Linked DNA regions of Homo sapiens: region 1 is linked to region 2. The links are chromatin loops, found by intact Hi-C in ENCODE. Cell type or tissue: heart right ventricle. All regions are shown on one strand. Links, peaks and the distances in the headings refer to the core of each region. The heading gives the core; the rest is flanking DNA.

Region 1 (6,306 bases), core at 1-5,000, 230 kb after region 2:
CAAATGCAGGCAAATCTGCAGCTATTTTCATGGCCATTACTGTGCATAGGACATTGGGACTCAGGTCATTTGCCTTTCTGACATGGAGTCCTGCCCCCCACTCCCTATCTTCACCATCTTCTTTCATTTTTCAGTGGCAGCTGCCTCCCTCCCCCATCATCTCCCAAGCACCTGCTCCTCCCTTCCCCTCTCCCATCTTTATAAAGGCTGTAGGCCAAAGATCAGAAGACTGTGTGACCTCAGCCAAGTCAATTCTCTGACCTTCAATTTCTTCACCTATAAGACAGAAAAAGCATGATTGACCTTATAGGGTTTTGTGAAAACTAAATAACCCAAGTGCAGTATACATCTCACTGGTGGTAGGTATGACCTACTTCAGTGGTCTTTGCTATTTTTTAATAGGTATGTATATAATTTAATGTATATTAGGAAAGATAAATCAAACCAGTGATTTCATGAATATTATTCCTTAGGAGACCATGAATTAGGTATTTTCATAAAATATGCTAAAGAAAATTATTAAGAATCCATGGATTTAGCAAAAATCATGGAGGAGGCACATGCATGAGAGAAACTTGAGAAACGTTGACATAATGACTGCGTGCTGCTTGCCTTTATCACTATTTGCTCTGTTCTCCACTTTCCCTCAGTTTCTGCAGAGGGATGTGTGGTGCCCTACAGAAGAAGGGGACTCATTGTGTTCTGAGAGGCTAACTTGCTCTAGTTCAGGGCCCTTCATTCATGTGAGAACCACCTCCCTCCCCTTGGGGCCTGTCCCATGCAGGCCCTGTGCTGGGTGCTCGGAACACAGAGCTCAAACGACAGCCCTGCGTTCAGGAAACTCCCAGGAACTCTCCTCTGAATCTGGCAAGGGAGCTGTCACTACCTTTACCTGACAGGACGTATAGCAGGACTTTCCTTGAGTTCTGGATTTGTGGAATTGCAGTGAAGGCCCAAAGCTGAGGACAAGAGGCTCTAAGACCACACTCTGTAAAGAGAGACATGAAGGAGCGTACACGTGCACACACACACAAAGAGAGGACATAGGAGGGAAGGGGGGAGAAGTTGGGGTGGCCTTGTGAACACTGCGGTGTTTGTGCTGAGAGTCACTGCCATGATGGGGAATGGAGAATGTGCCCAAGCCCTGCATAGAAGCTGGGCGTGCCTGCCAGAAAGGGAGCCTCACCCTGGCATCTGGGCAGAAAGTTTGCTGTGCCGAGAACTCACAGGCCCACCCTGGGACTGCCACTGAGCAGCACAGAGGTAAAGGGGTATCCAGTGGCGGGAAGCCTGCTGAGAGGGTCTGGTCCATCCAGCAGAGCCTGAAGGGAACATGGTGAGTACTGCAGGAAGAATGCACAGGACTCTCTCCCAGTGTTTCCTGGCTGTAGGCAGGCATGGAAGATCATAGGAGTTTCCATGGCTCCATACAAAGAAGCACACAGATTAAAATAGGGGAAGGATCCACAGGGCTGTTCAGATGGCCTCAGACCAGGTAAGTCTGACCCCACCTAAACAAGAGGTTGGGCCCTGGGCCTCTGATGGGAGTCCAAGGAAAACTCGGCTGCCCATCTCTGAGTGAGGCTTGGCAACAGCAGGCACAGAGGAGAAACTGAACATCGTGCCAGGAAAGTCATGCCCACCAACTCCCAGCTAACAATAGGTCAGCAGAATTCACCAGCCTTGGAACCAGAAGCAGATCTCATGCTCACACGCACACACACATAGAACTTCCTCCTCTGTAAAGCCACCATCCCTCTTGGACATCAATTTCCCCTTGGGACAAAAGAGTTATAAAACTGCCTCAGGGCAGTTTTGAAAATCCAGGCAGAGACTGCTGTTCTGCCACCAACCATAGGCATTACTGCTTAAAATTCCAGGGTGCTTGTGGCCTGCAGGGAGTTGGGGGAGATTGCCACCTGGTGGTCAATGTTGGCAATGCCATGGAGCTTGCAGCAGAGTCGGGGACTGGGAGTCCTCAGGCTCAGAGCCAGGCCTGACTATCTGTATGACCTTGAGCAAGTCACTTCCACTCTTGGAGACTGTTTTCTCAACTAAAATGGGGAATAATGTTGCCAGCCTTGCAGAACCATAGTGAAGATTAAACCTACTGCACTACTGTGCCTGTCTTGAGCAGGGCCTCAATAAAGTTTTGATCCACCTGGGTCTTGTTCCCGCAGGATATGAGCAAGGGTCAGCTCCAGGAGACAGAGGGGGAGGTGAGCCACGCTCATAGAGATCCCCAGCTCCCCAGGTTTCTTTCACTGCCTGCCACCCAGGACCGTCTTTCTGTGTGTGTGGAACTGTTCTTAACCTAAACCTGGACAGCTCTTTGGATTCCAGATGTTCAGAACCGTGAAATGCTGACTCTAGAGTCTGGATCAGGAGAGCTCATTCCAGGCCTAGTTCTGTCACTAACTTGCTGTATAGCTTTAGTCAAGTCACCTGGTTAATATCTAAGCTTTGGTTTCCTCTTTTGTACAAAGCAGGTAATGATTCCTGCTCTGCCTTTCGGCTCTGCATTGTGCTATAACTCACTTCCTTACCCTCAACTCTTGAAGGAAAGTCTGTTACGTGCACATGCTTGCACCTGGTGCTTTGGGGAAAGAGGCAGCAAGGGCAGCATCAGAGCCTGGAGCAAAACAACTCAGTCACAGTCACAAGAATGCAATAGCAGCAGGAATTAAGAGTGAGAGGTGATCAGAATATAAGCTCCCAGGAACTCTCAGGCTCTTGGGAAAGACTCTATGCTTCGCCCAGAATATAGGATGATGACCTGCAAAATCTTTTTTTTTTTTTTTCTTGAGATGGAATCTCACTGTGTTGCCCAGGCTGGAGTGCAGTGGCGTGATCTCAGCTGCCTGCAGCCTCTGCCCTCCGAGTTCAAGCAATTCTCCTGCCTCAGCCTCCCAAGTAGCTGGGATTATAGGCACCCGCCACCACGCCTGGCTAATTTTTTGTATTTTTAGTAGAGAGGGGTTTCACCATCTTAGCCAGGCTGGTCTTGAACTCCTGACGTCATGATCCACCCGCCTCAGCTTCCCAAAGTGCTGGGATTACAGGCGTGAGCCACCGCACCCGGCCGATGACTTGCAACATCTTAAGAAACTGAGGGAAAGTGTGATTCCAGAAGGGTGGAGGAGCAGACAATCTGAGGACTTCCATATTACCCAGATCTCTGACTCACTAGAGGGACTGTTCTGGGATTTGTGGGACTGTTCGCTGGGAGCCTCACTCCCACATGGGAAGGACTGACTACGGTATTATTATCCATACCTATCCACCTGAAGTTGTTTCCAAGCCTTGGACAGAGCTGTGCAGGGCCCATGGTCTCCTCTGACTACTCCTTACAGATACCTCAGATTTTAGACTTTTGTCTTGCTAGCCCCAGGCAGTCTTACAGATAACATGTCCTAATCAAATTCAGACCCAATCTCATTTGGTAAAAGAGACCAAAATGATGAGTTCTCAACTCTGTACCCAATTCAGGTGACCCTCTCAGGCTTGGGGACAAACCTACTTGCCACTCGCCACTTACCCACAACTGCCCACCCTATCATTTTCACTTACATACACACTAATTCAACAAGCTCTGTGGGGCCCATACTCTCTGCCAGACCCTAGGCTGGGCACTGGGAACACAGAAAGGATCAGATGTGGTCCTTGTCCTTGAGGAGCTCACAGTCTAGAAAAGGAGCCATATATAGCAACAGAACATTCCACACAGAATGGGCAGTGCAACGTTAGAAGGGGCACAGTGGAAGGCCAGAAGTGGGGCCTACCTGATCTGGGGTTAGGGCAGGCTCCCCCGTGAATGGCACATTTAAGCTAGATCCTGAGAGGAAAAGGAGGAATTCTATCAAAGAAGGAGAAAGAGCATTTCAGACAAAGCAAGGTGTACACAGAGGCATAAATACTGTGACCTGTTCAGGAACATTGGGCTGTGTATGGAGGACTGTTGTGGAGATGGGGTAGAGAGATCAGGCCCTGAACACCCACATAAAGTCTTCATCCTTCTGGCGAAGGAGCCATTATGTGGGAGAATGGATTGGAGGGTGGCAGGGAGCTGGAGGAGCAGTGAGGACTTGCTTGAGCAGTCTTGACAAGATGTGGCAGGCCCACAGCCTTCACTGCCTCTAGGCCCCCTGAGTGGGTCACTGTGGTTCCTTCAGACACAAGAGAGACCCCTTATTGCCCCAGTCCCACTGACAGACTCTGCCTCCCAGGCCCACTGGCCCTGCCCAGACATGAGAGTGGTGTATTAGTTGTATTAGTCCGTTTTCATGCTACTGATAAAGACATACCCGAGACTGGGCAATTTACAAAAGAAAGAGGTTTAATTGACTTACAGTTCCACGTGGCTAAGGAAGCCTCACAATAATGGTGGAAGACAAGGAGGAGCAAGTCACGTCTTACATGGATAGCAGCAGGCAAAGAGAGGGCTTGTGAAGGGGAACTCTGCCTTATAAAGCCATCAGACCTCATGAGACTTGTTCACGATCATGAGAGCAGCATGGGAAAGACCTGCCCCTATGATTCAATTACCTCCCACTGGGTCCCTCCCACAACATGTAGGAATTTAAGATGAGATTTGGGTGGTGGAACAGCCAAATCATATCATTCTGCTCCTGGCCCCTCCCAAACCTCAGGTCCTCACATTTCAAAACCAATCATGCCTTCCCAACAGTCCCTCAAAGTCTTAACTCATTCCAGCATTTACTCAAAAGTCCACAGTCCAAAGTCTCATTCAAGACAAGGCAAGTCCTTTCCACCTATGAGCCTGTAAAATTAAAAGCAGGTTGGTTACTTCCTAGATACAGTGGGAGTACAGTCATTCCAAATGGGAGAAACTGGCCAAAACAGAGGGGTTACAGGGCCCATGCAAGTCCGAAATCCAGCAGGGCAGTCAAATCTTAATGCTCCAAAATAATCTCCTTTGACTCCCTGTCTCACATCCAGGTCATACTGATGCAAGAGGTGGGTTCCCATGTTCTTGGGCAGTTCTTCCCCTGTGGCTTTGCAGGGTACAGCCTCCCTCCTGGCTGCTTTCACAAGCTGACGTTGAGTGTCTGCAGCTTTTCCAGGTGCACGGTGCAAGTTGTCAGTGGATTTACAATTCTGGAGTCTGGAGGACAGTGGCCCTCTTCTCACAGCTCCACTAGGCAGTGCCCTAGTAGGGATTCTGTGTGGGGGCTCCAACCCCACATTTCCCTTCTGCCCTGCCCTAGCAGAAGTTCTCCATGACAGCCCTGCCCCTGCAGCAAACTTCTGCCTGGACATCCAGGTGTTTTCATACATCCTCTGAAATCTGGGCAGAGGTTCCCAAATCCCAATTCTTGACTTCTGTGCACTGGGAGGCTCAACACCACGTGGGGCAGGAACCATCACATATGCATTGTGCACACATTATGGGCTAATATGATTACTATAGGAAAAAATAATAATCAGGACAGCTCCCATGTTTTGAACACTGTGGAAGCTGCCAAGGCTTGATGTTTGCACCCTCTGAAGCCATGGCCCAAGCTCTACATTGGCCCCTTTCAGCCACAGCTAGAGCAGCTGGGACGCAAGACACCAAGTCCCTAGGCTGCACACAGCACGGGGACCCTGGGCCCAGCCCATGAAACCATTTTTCCCTTCTAGGCCTCCAGGCCTGTGATGGGAGGGGCTGTTATGCAAACCTCTGACATGCCCTGGAGACATTTTCCCCATTGTCTTGGGGATCAACATCCGGCTCCTCTTTACTTATGCAAATTTCTAGAGCCAGCTTGAATTTCTCCTCAGAAAATGGGATTTTCTTTTTTATCAAATTGTCAGGCTGCAAATTTTCTGAACTTTTATGCTCCACTTCCCTTATAAAATTGAATGCCTTTAACAGCACCCAAGTCACCTCTTGAATGCTTCGCCACTTAGAAATTTCTTCTGCCAGATACCTTAAATCATCTCTCTCAAGTTCAAAGTTCTGCAAATCTCTAGGGCAGGGGCAAAATACCACCAGTCTCTTTGTTACAACATAACAAGAGTCACCTTTGCTCTATTTACCAACAAGTTCCTCATCTCCATCTGAGACCACCTCAGCCTGGGTTTCATTGTCCATATCATTATCAGCATTTTTGTCAAAGCCATTCAACAAGTCTCTAGGGAGTTCCAAACTTTTCCACATTTTTCTCTCTTCTTCTGAGCCCTCCAAACTGTTCCAACTTCTGCCTGTTACCAAGTTCCAAAGTAGTTTCCACATTTTTGGGTATCTTTTCGGCAATGCCCCACTCTACTGGTACCAATTTACTGTATTAGTCAGGGTTCTCT
Region 2 (7,808 bases), core at 1,742-6,741:
GCTAAGAAGATTCAATATTGTTATGTCAATCTTCCTCAAAGTGACAGTAGATTCAATACAATACAAATCAAGACCTCTGTAGGATTTTCTTTTAAAGACATAGAGAAACTGATTCCAAATTTATATAGAAAGGTAAAAAATCTAGAATAGCCAAGCAATTTTTATAAAGAAGAACAAAGTTGAAGGACTCTACTATCTGGTCTGAAGACTTACTAGAAAGCTACAGTAATCAAGACAGTGTGGCAGTGGTGAAAGAATAGACACCTATATCAATGGAACAGAACTGGGAATTCAGAAATAGACCTGCACATAGGTGGTCAATTGATTTTCAACGAAGGCACAAAGGAAATTCAGTTGTTGTTTTCAACAAATGGTTTCGGCAAAGATGGAGAGGGACTAGAACTCTCATACACTGCTAGTGGAAATGCAAAATGGTACAGACACTTTGGAAAACAATGTGGAAGTTTCTTATAATAAATTTGAACATACTCACTATAATATTCAGCAGTTCCACTCTTCAAAGAAAAAGTGGCTGGGTGCAGTAGCTGATGCCTATAATCCAAGCACTTTGGGAGGCCAAAGTGGGAGGATTGCTTGAGCCTAGGAGTTTAAGACCAGCCTAAGCAATATGGTGAGGCCCTGTCTCTACAAAAAAGGAAAAAATTGGCCAGGCATGGTGGTGTATGCCTGTGATCCCAGCTACTCAGGAGACTGAAGAAAGAGGATCGCTTGAGCCCAGGAGTTCAAAGCTGCAGTGAGCTGTGTTTGTACCACCGTACTCCAGCCTGGGCAACAGAGAGAAATCTTTTCTCAAAAGATAAAATAAAATAAAGAAAGAAATAAAAAGTGACATTCCTTCAAAAACCTGTACATGAATGTTTACAGTGGCTATATTCATAGTTGTCAAAAACTGGAAACCACCCAAATGCTCTTCAGCTATTGAATGGATAAATGATTGTACAACCATATGATGGAATACTACGCAGCAATAAAAATGAACAAACTATAATGATACCTACAACATGGATGAGTTTCTACTGCATTATGCTAAGTGAAAGAAGTCAGATTTAAAAGGACAAACATGTATGATTCTACTTATATGACACTGTGTCAAAGGTAAAACGATGGAGACAGAAAACAAAGCAGTAGTTGCCAATGGCTGGACTTGGGGGGAGGGCTGCTATGAAGAGGGATTTTGGGGGGCAATGGAACACTCTATATCTTAATTGTCAAAACTCATAGAACTGTATGCCAAAAAGAGTGGACTTTGTATAAATTTCAATAAAAAGAAATGGAGCAATTTACAGCTCACAACTGCAAACGATATTTACTGGGCATGTACCATTTGTTGGGGCTTCTGCTGGCCCTGAAGACACTAAGATTAAATGAGACAATCCTGGCTGGGTGCAGTGGCTCATTCCTGTAATCCCAGCACTTTGGGAGGCGGAGGTGGGCGGATCACTTGAGGCCAGGAGTTCGAGACCAGCCTTGCCAACAAGGTGAAACCCTGTCTCTACTAAAAATACAAAAATTAGCTGGGCATGGTGGTGGGCGCCTGTAATCCCAGCTACTCTGGAAGCTGAGTCATGAGAATCTCTTAAATCGGGGAGGTGGAGGTTCCAGTGAGCCGAGATTGCGCCACTGCACTCCAGCCTGGGCGATAGAGCGAGACTCAGTCTCAGAAAAAAAAAAAAAAAAAAAAAAAAAAGACAATCCCTTCAGTCAAATTGCTTACAGATTAATTGGGGGATAAGGCATGATGCTAAAGGTTTGGAATTGCTGATGAGGAGTATTGCAGAGGGGGCCTGTTGTGTAGTCACAGCGTGCCATGAGAGCACCTAAGGAGAGGTCTCACATTTAGCCAGAGTGGCCAAGATGAGAAATAGGCAGCTTCCAAGAGGACGAAATGCTTGAACTGAGTTTTTGTTTTTTGTTATTTGTTTTTTGTTTTTTGAGACGGAGTCTCACTCTGTAGCCCAGGATGGAGTGCAGTGGCACAATCTCTGCTCACTGCAACCTCCACCTCCCGGGTTCAAGTGATTCTTCTGCTGAGTAGCTGGGACTACAGGCACACACCCACCATGCCCAGCCAATTTTTGTATTTTTAGTAGAGTCGGGGTTTCACCATGTTGGCCAGGCTGGTCTCGAACTCCTGACCTTAGATGATCCGCTCACCTCGGCCTCCCAAAGTGCTGGGATTACAGGTGTGAGCCACCCCACCTGGTCTTGAACTGAGTTTTTAAGGGTAAAAAGGGAATTAGGTAGGCAAGGAGGGGCTACAGACCTTCCAGGTAGAAGAAACAGCACACAGGGAGGCTCAGGGTGAGACAAGCTGGGGCCTTCAGGCAACTATAACCACATTGGAGTGACAAGAGTGAAGGGAGCTGGAAAAGCTGGCAGGAGATTTGATTAGTGGGTGGAAGTTACAGATAATCAGTTAAAAAAAAAAAAAAGCTTTTTGTTTGTTTGTTTGTTTGTTTGTTTTTTGTAGAGATGAGTTCTTGCTATATCGCCTAGCCTGGTCTCCAACACCTGTCCTCTGATCCTTCTGCTTCAGTCTCCCAAAGTGTTGGGATTACATGTGTGAGCCACTCACTGCACCTGGCCTCAAAGATCTTTGTTTTTATCCAGAAGACAGTGGGACAGGTTTTAGGCAGAGTAAGGAGAGGGATCAGATTCACGCATTTTCACTGCAGTGTGGGCTGCAGTGTGGGACCAGAGAGGGGGGCTGCAGGCTGGGGGAACAGGGAGGAAGCTGGGGCAGGGATGCAGATGAGAGAAGTCCAAGCTGCGACCAGGTGGGGAATGAGTCTAAGGACAGTGTGGGGAGGTGTAGGAGTAGAGTGGCCAGAACTTGCCTTCCACCTGATGTTTGAGTATTTGGTCTCAGCACCTTTGTGCTCGCTGCTGCTTCTGCCTGGATTAACTTTTCCTAGATTCTCTGCATAGCTTGTTCCTTCCCATTCTTCAGGGTAGGTCGCCCTCAGAGGGGTCTTTCATGACTTACCCCACTCAAAGGAGACCTCTCCTTGTCACTCACTCTCACATTACCCTGCTTATTTCCCTCATAAGTATCGTGCTTGTTTATGGTCTAAATAAGAAGAGGGCTCTGGAGCAGAGCCTGAGTTCTAAGCCTAACTTGGCCTCTTATTAGGAGTGTGATCTTGAGCAAATTATTCATCTCTACGTGCCTTAGTTTCCTCATTTGTGAAGTAGGAATAAGAATAACTGCTTCACAGAATTGTCATCAGGACAAGATGGATTAATATATATAAAGTACCTAGAACAATCTCTGGCACATAGTAAATTCTGTATGTGTTAGTTTTTACTATTACTGTTTTATAAGGACAGAGATCTTATTGGTTTTCTTTCTTTTCTTTTTCTTTTTTCTTTTTTTGAGATGGGGTCTCACTCTGCTGCCCAGGCTGGGGTGCAGTGGCATGATCTCGGCTCACTGCAACCTCCACCTCCCAGGCTCATGCAATCCTCCCGTCTCAGCCTCCTAAGTAGGTGGGATTACAGGAGGGCGCCCCTGCGCCCAGCTATTTTTTGCATTTTTTGTAGAGACCGGGGTCTCGCCATGTTGCCCTAGGCTGGTCTCAAACTCCTGAGGTCAAGCAATCCGCCGGCCTCGACCTCCCGAAGTGCTGGGATTAGAGGCCTGAGCCACCACACCCGGCTCTAGTTTTCTTTAAAATTGTATCCTCATCTTCCTAGCACAGTGCTTGGCACACAGCAGGCACTTACATACTTGTTGGATTGTTGACTGAACGAAGAAAGGCACTTTCCCATCTCCACCAGCAGATGACGCATGTATACCAAGAAAAGTTAAAGCTGACTCGGCTCCCACACGGATCGGCCAATAGATGTCGCTGCAGCTCCCTGTGGGGAGGAACCAAGACTAAGCCAGTAGCAGGGGCTGCCCAAACAGAGCCCTGGACAAAGATCCCAAACGCAGGGCCAGAAGTTGTAATTGTATTAAAAAGCCAAAGTTAGCCAGGCGCGGTGGCTCATGCCTGTAATCCCAGCACTTTATGAGGTTGAGACGGGAGGACTGCTTGAGCCCAGCAGTACAAGGTTACAGTGAGCTATGATAACGCCACTGCATTCCCAGCCTGGGTGACAGAGGCCGACCTCATAAATAAATAAACAAATAAATCAGTGCCAAAGTTAAGAGGCTAAGACTAAATTGTGTTTTGCATGACCACATATTCTAAAACTGCATTTTCTTTCTGCTCGCTCACTTTGTAGACAACGGAGTCAGCCATCCTGGGATCTTATATAATCGAAACCCCAGTTTAATGATGGGGGGGTTGTGGGAGTCAAAGGAAGCACCCATTCAACGTGCAGAGGGGTAGGCCACAGAGTCCTGCGTGATGCTTCTTCCTCTGTGTTTTGTATTTCTGTGGGGGCAGGGGCTGGGAGAGCGTTCACAAATCTCTGTGCACCCTGACTGGGGACTTAAAGTGACTGGGTCTGGCCTCTGTCCTGTGGGAGCTTCTGGTCTGGTGCAGACAAGAGGCAAGGAAACCAGTCCGTAGAAAGAAAGCTCTGGGTGGTACAGCAGTAGGAGAAAGACAGCGGGGTCATAAAGACTGGGGGACTCCTGGGCTGTCTTGAGTGCTCCCTGTGTTGGGGAAGGCATCCTAGACAGAGGGTACTGTGTGAGCAAAGGCACAGGGCATGGAAGAGCTGGGCCCTATTACTAACATCCCCATAGTTTGGTGCAGCTGGAAAATAGGGTTCAAAGAAGGGGAGTGTATTCGTTATTTATTGCTGGTAGATTTGCTGGTCTTGTCTAGCAGTCTAGTACTTTTTCTTTTCTCTCCAGGTCTTGTCAAAAGTCATTGAAGTCCAGGGCCCAGCATCTTGGTACAGTCCTAGTTCTTCTTCTTCTTCTTCTTTTTTTTTGAGACAGACTTTTGCTCTTGTTGCTCAGGCTAGAGTGCAATGGCACAATCTCGGCTCACTGCAACCTCCCCTCCAGGGTTCAAGCGATTCTCTTGCCTCAGCCTCCCGAGTGGGCATGTGCCACCACGCCCAGCTAATTTTTTGTATTTTTAGTAAAGACGGGGTTTCACCATGTTGGTCAGGCTGGTCTTGAACTCCGGACCTCAGGTGATCCACCCACCTCGGCCTCCCAAAATGCTAGGATTACAGGCGTGAGCCACTGCACCCAGCCAGTCCTAGTTTATTCTTGCTCCAATGTAATGATTAATAGTGGCCCCTTTCACTCCCGAGTTTGCCAGCTTGGATGATCCCCTAAGTTAGGGGCCTCCCTGGGATCCCTGTGCTTCCATGATCACAGTGTCCTGTGTGTGTGGTCACCATCTTGATCGAGAACAGGAGCAGGATCTGGTTCATCCAGGTGAGCCTCATGCTCAGATGATAGAAGCTCAGGAAGAATGAGTTTAATGCCTGGGACCTCAGAGCCTGGAGGTCCAGACAAGCCCCTTTCTCCTCTCAGGGAGGGGAGACATAACTCCCAGCAGGGCCGCTGCCTGCAAGATGCTGGCATGGGGCTCCTGAGGCCTGTCCGGAGCCGCTGACAGAGGCTGAAGAGTCCTTCCAACCCTCTACGGCTCACTTTCTTATTTTCATCTTCAGGCTACCTCAGGCTTGGGACTGGCTCCTGGATGCACTGACAGGGTGGAGATAGCAAGTTAGGAGGCGGGGTGGCTCTGCCAGACGCTCAGACCCAGGGCAGAGCAGGGGTAGCCCTGGGGCATCCTGGGCTCGGGATCTGCTCCTGACAATCTGTGTGACCTGGACGAGCTCCTGCATACTCTTGGCCTCAGTTTCCCCACCCATCCAATGAAGGGTTAGTTGAGGGTCTGCATGGGCCTGGCCAGCTCCTGGCAAATCGCCCTGTGACAGTGCTGAGGGAAGCAGGTGGGGGTGGTGAGGCAGGGGTGAAGGGTGGAGGGGGGACTCAGAAGGCAGCCAAGTGTATTATTAGCACAGGAATATTAACTGCCCCCGTCACTTCTCCCAGTCTGGGAAAGGCCATACCCATAAATTAGGGCCGAGAGTCTGCCAGGCAGCGGCTTAATGAAGAAGGAGATGGACTTCAGGGAGAGCAGGCAGTGCCTTTAGAGGTCACAAGTCCAGCCCCAGCCTGGACAGAAGGAACCCGGAGCCAGAGGCAGGCAGGGGTGTCCGAGGCCACAGTGTCAGGCTGGGCCAGGAAGGCAGGGGCTGGTTCTGCTGTGGTCACTGCTGAATCCCCAGACCCTGGCACATAGTAGGGTCTCAACTGGTATTTCTGGCTAAGGACTAGGTGACATGACAAGTCAGGTGCTGAGTTCAGACTCAAACCCAGTCCTCTCGACTCTAGCTAGGTCCTCCCTGGTTCCCAGCCCAGGTCTGAGGGTGTGAGTAGGTGAGGGGGCTTGGAAGCAAAAGGCTTCTCAAGGAGACGTCTTTGAAAGGCAATTTCACAGTGTTTTTGAGGTCACAGAACCTGGGAAGTCTGCCACATTTCTCCAGGTGTGCAGCTGGCTTCACATCTCCCACGTTTCTGACAGTCATACACACCTGTCCTCTCCTCTCCTGTTCTTTACCATGCCTGCTCCTTAAGGGGACATCCTAGAGGTAGATTTCTTCCTCTGTCATTTGGCTTCTGCAGGCAGGCCCCAGGCCTCTGGGCCTCTGCTCACCTCACACTCCAACAGCACTCCCAGTGTGTGATCAGAGGAGGAGGCTGGCCATTTAGTGGGGTCCTGGCACTTCTGAGAAAGAGTCTGGAGTGGATGGTGTCAGGGAGTCTGGGCAGGGCCAGTCGGCTGCTCCATCTCACTTTTTACTGCAAGGCTTCTCCGGGCTCCCCTCCCCTTCCCTTCTCTCACTGCCCTCATCTGGCCATGGTGTTGGTTTGATTCCTCTCTGTGTCTCCAGTGCCCAGCATGAGGCCAGGCACAAAAAGGATGGGCAGAAGGAAGGAACAACCAGGCTTTACAAGCAGGAGGCACAGTGCAGTTGCCTGTGCCCCCATCACACCTCTCTACCTTCCTGACTCTTCCTTCAAGGGCAGAGGTCCCTCTAGCGCTTCCCAGTGGAGAATGTGGTGAATGTAGTAGATCCATTCTACCCCATACGCATCCTCCTACCTACCCCCAGCCATTGCTGGCCTTCAATCCTCAGGCTAATGAGATCTTCCTGCCTCCAGACCTTTGCAGAAGTTGGTACTTCTGATCTTTCTCTGTTCAGCAAACTTCTACTCATCCGTCAAAACCCAGTTCAAATGTGACTTCCTCTAAGAAGTCTGTCTAGGTGGGGTCAGGGCTCTTACTCTGAGCTCTCATTATTTCCTGGGATTTCTTTTCTCCAGATCTTGATTAAATGTGATTCCTTCCCTGGATTGTTAGCTTTTCTAGGACTGGCAGAGTTGCATTCAGTAAGGGCTGAGTGAATGGCTGGGTTTGTAGAAGAGGTGAAGCTGGCGGCCCTGAACCTTGATAGCCCCATAAGGCTATAGGCCACTGACAGACAGCAAGGAGGATGGCAGCCCAGAAAAGACATTTAATGGGGATCAGTGAATGGTACTAACGTTAAACACCAACTGGCACACAGTAGACACTCAATTTGTTGATTTTTGATGACTATTGATTTGATACTTAGCAGTAGCTCTCACATACATCGTTGGAACTGGAGAGATCTACAGATTTACAGATCACCTCCTCAGTTCCAAGGACATGCTCTCTGCTAATGTAGCTTAAGACTACAGTAAGTCCTGGCAAGTGAAACTGCAATTAGCTATGGGTTGTCAGCAAAAATCTTTGAGGTTTTATGAGAGCTACTGCTAAACT

The links. Hi-C counts contacts between places; a loop is a spot of excess contacts. Peaks named below come from ENCODE experiments on the same cell type or tissue, not always from the same donor. Only the 100,000 strongest peaks of a DNase experiment are listed, where the experiment ranks them.
Region 1: it touches region 2 in a loop (21-fold over the local background); 95 of 110 quality-filtered maps call a loop at or near these places.

Annotation. Positions count from the first base shown.
Region 1 is chr11:75,018,689-75,024,994 of GRCh38, reverse strand. It overlaps a transcript of NEU3 not described here. Among named protein-coding and RNA genes, the nearest start is that of NEU3, 33 kb to the right of the region's middle. In heart right ventricle, for the core only: CTCF peaks have their summits at 1,722 and 1,928 (motif pointing left); a DNase peak (open chromatin) is centred at 1,934; H3K27ac peaks cover 1,240 bases.
Region 2 is chr11:75,244,860-75,252,667 of GRCh38, reverse strand. No RefSeq gene overlaps it. Among named protein-coding and RNA genes, the nearest start is that of TPBGL, 8.0 kb to the right of the region's middle. In heart right ventricle, for the core only: CTCF peaks have their summits at 3,618 and 3,829 (motif pointing right); a DNase peak (open chromatin) is centred at 3,857; H3K27me3 peaks cover 843 bases.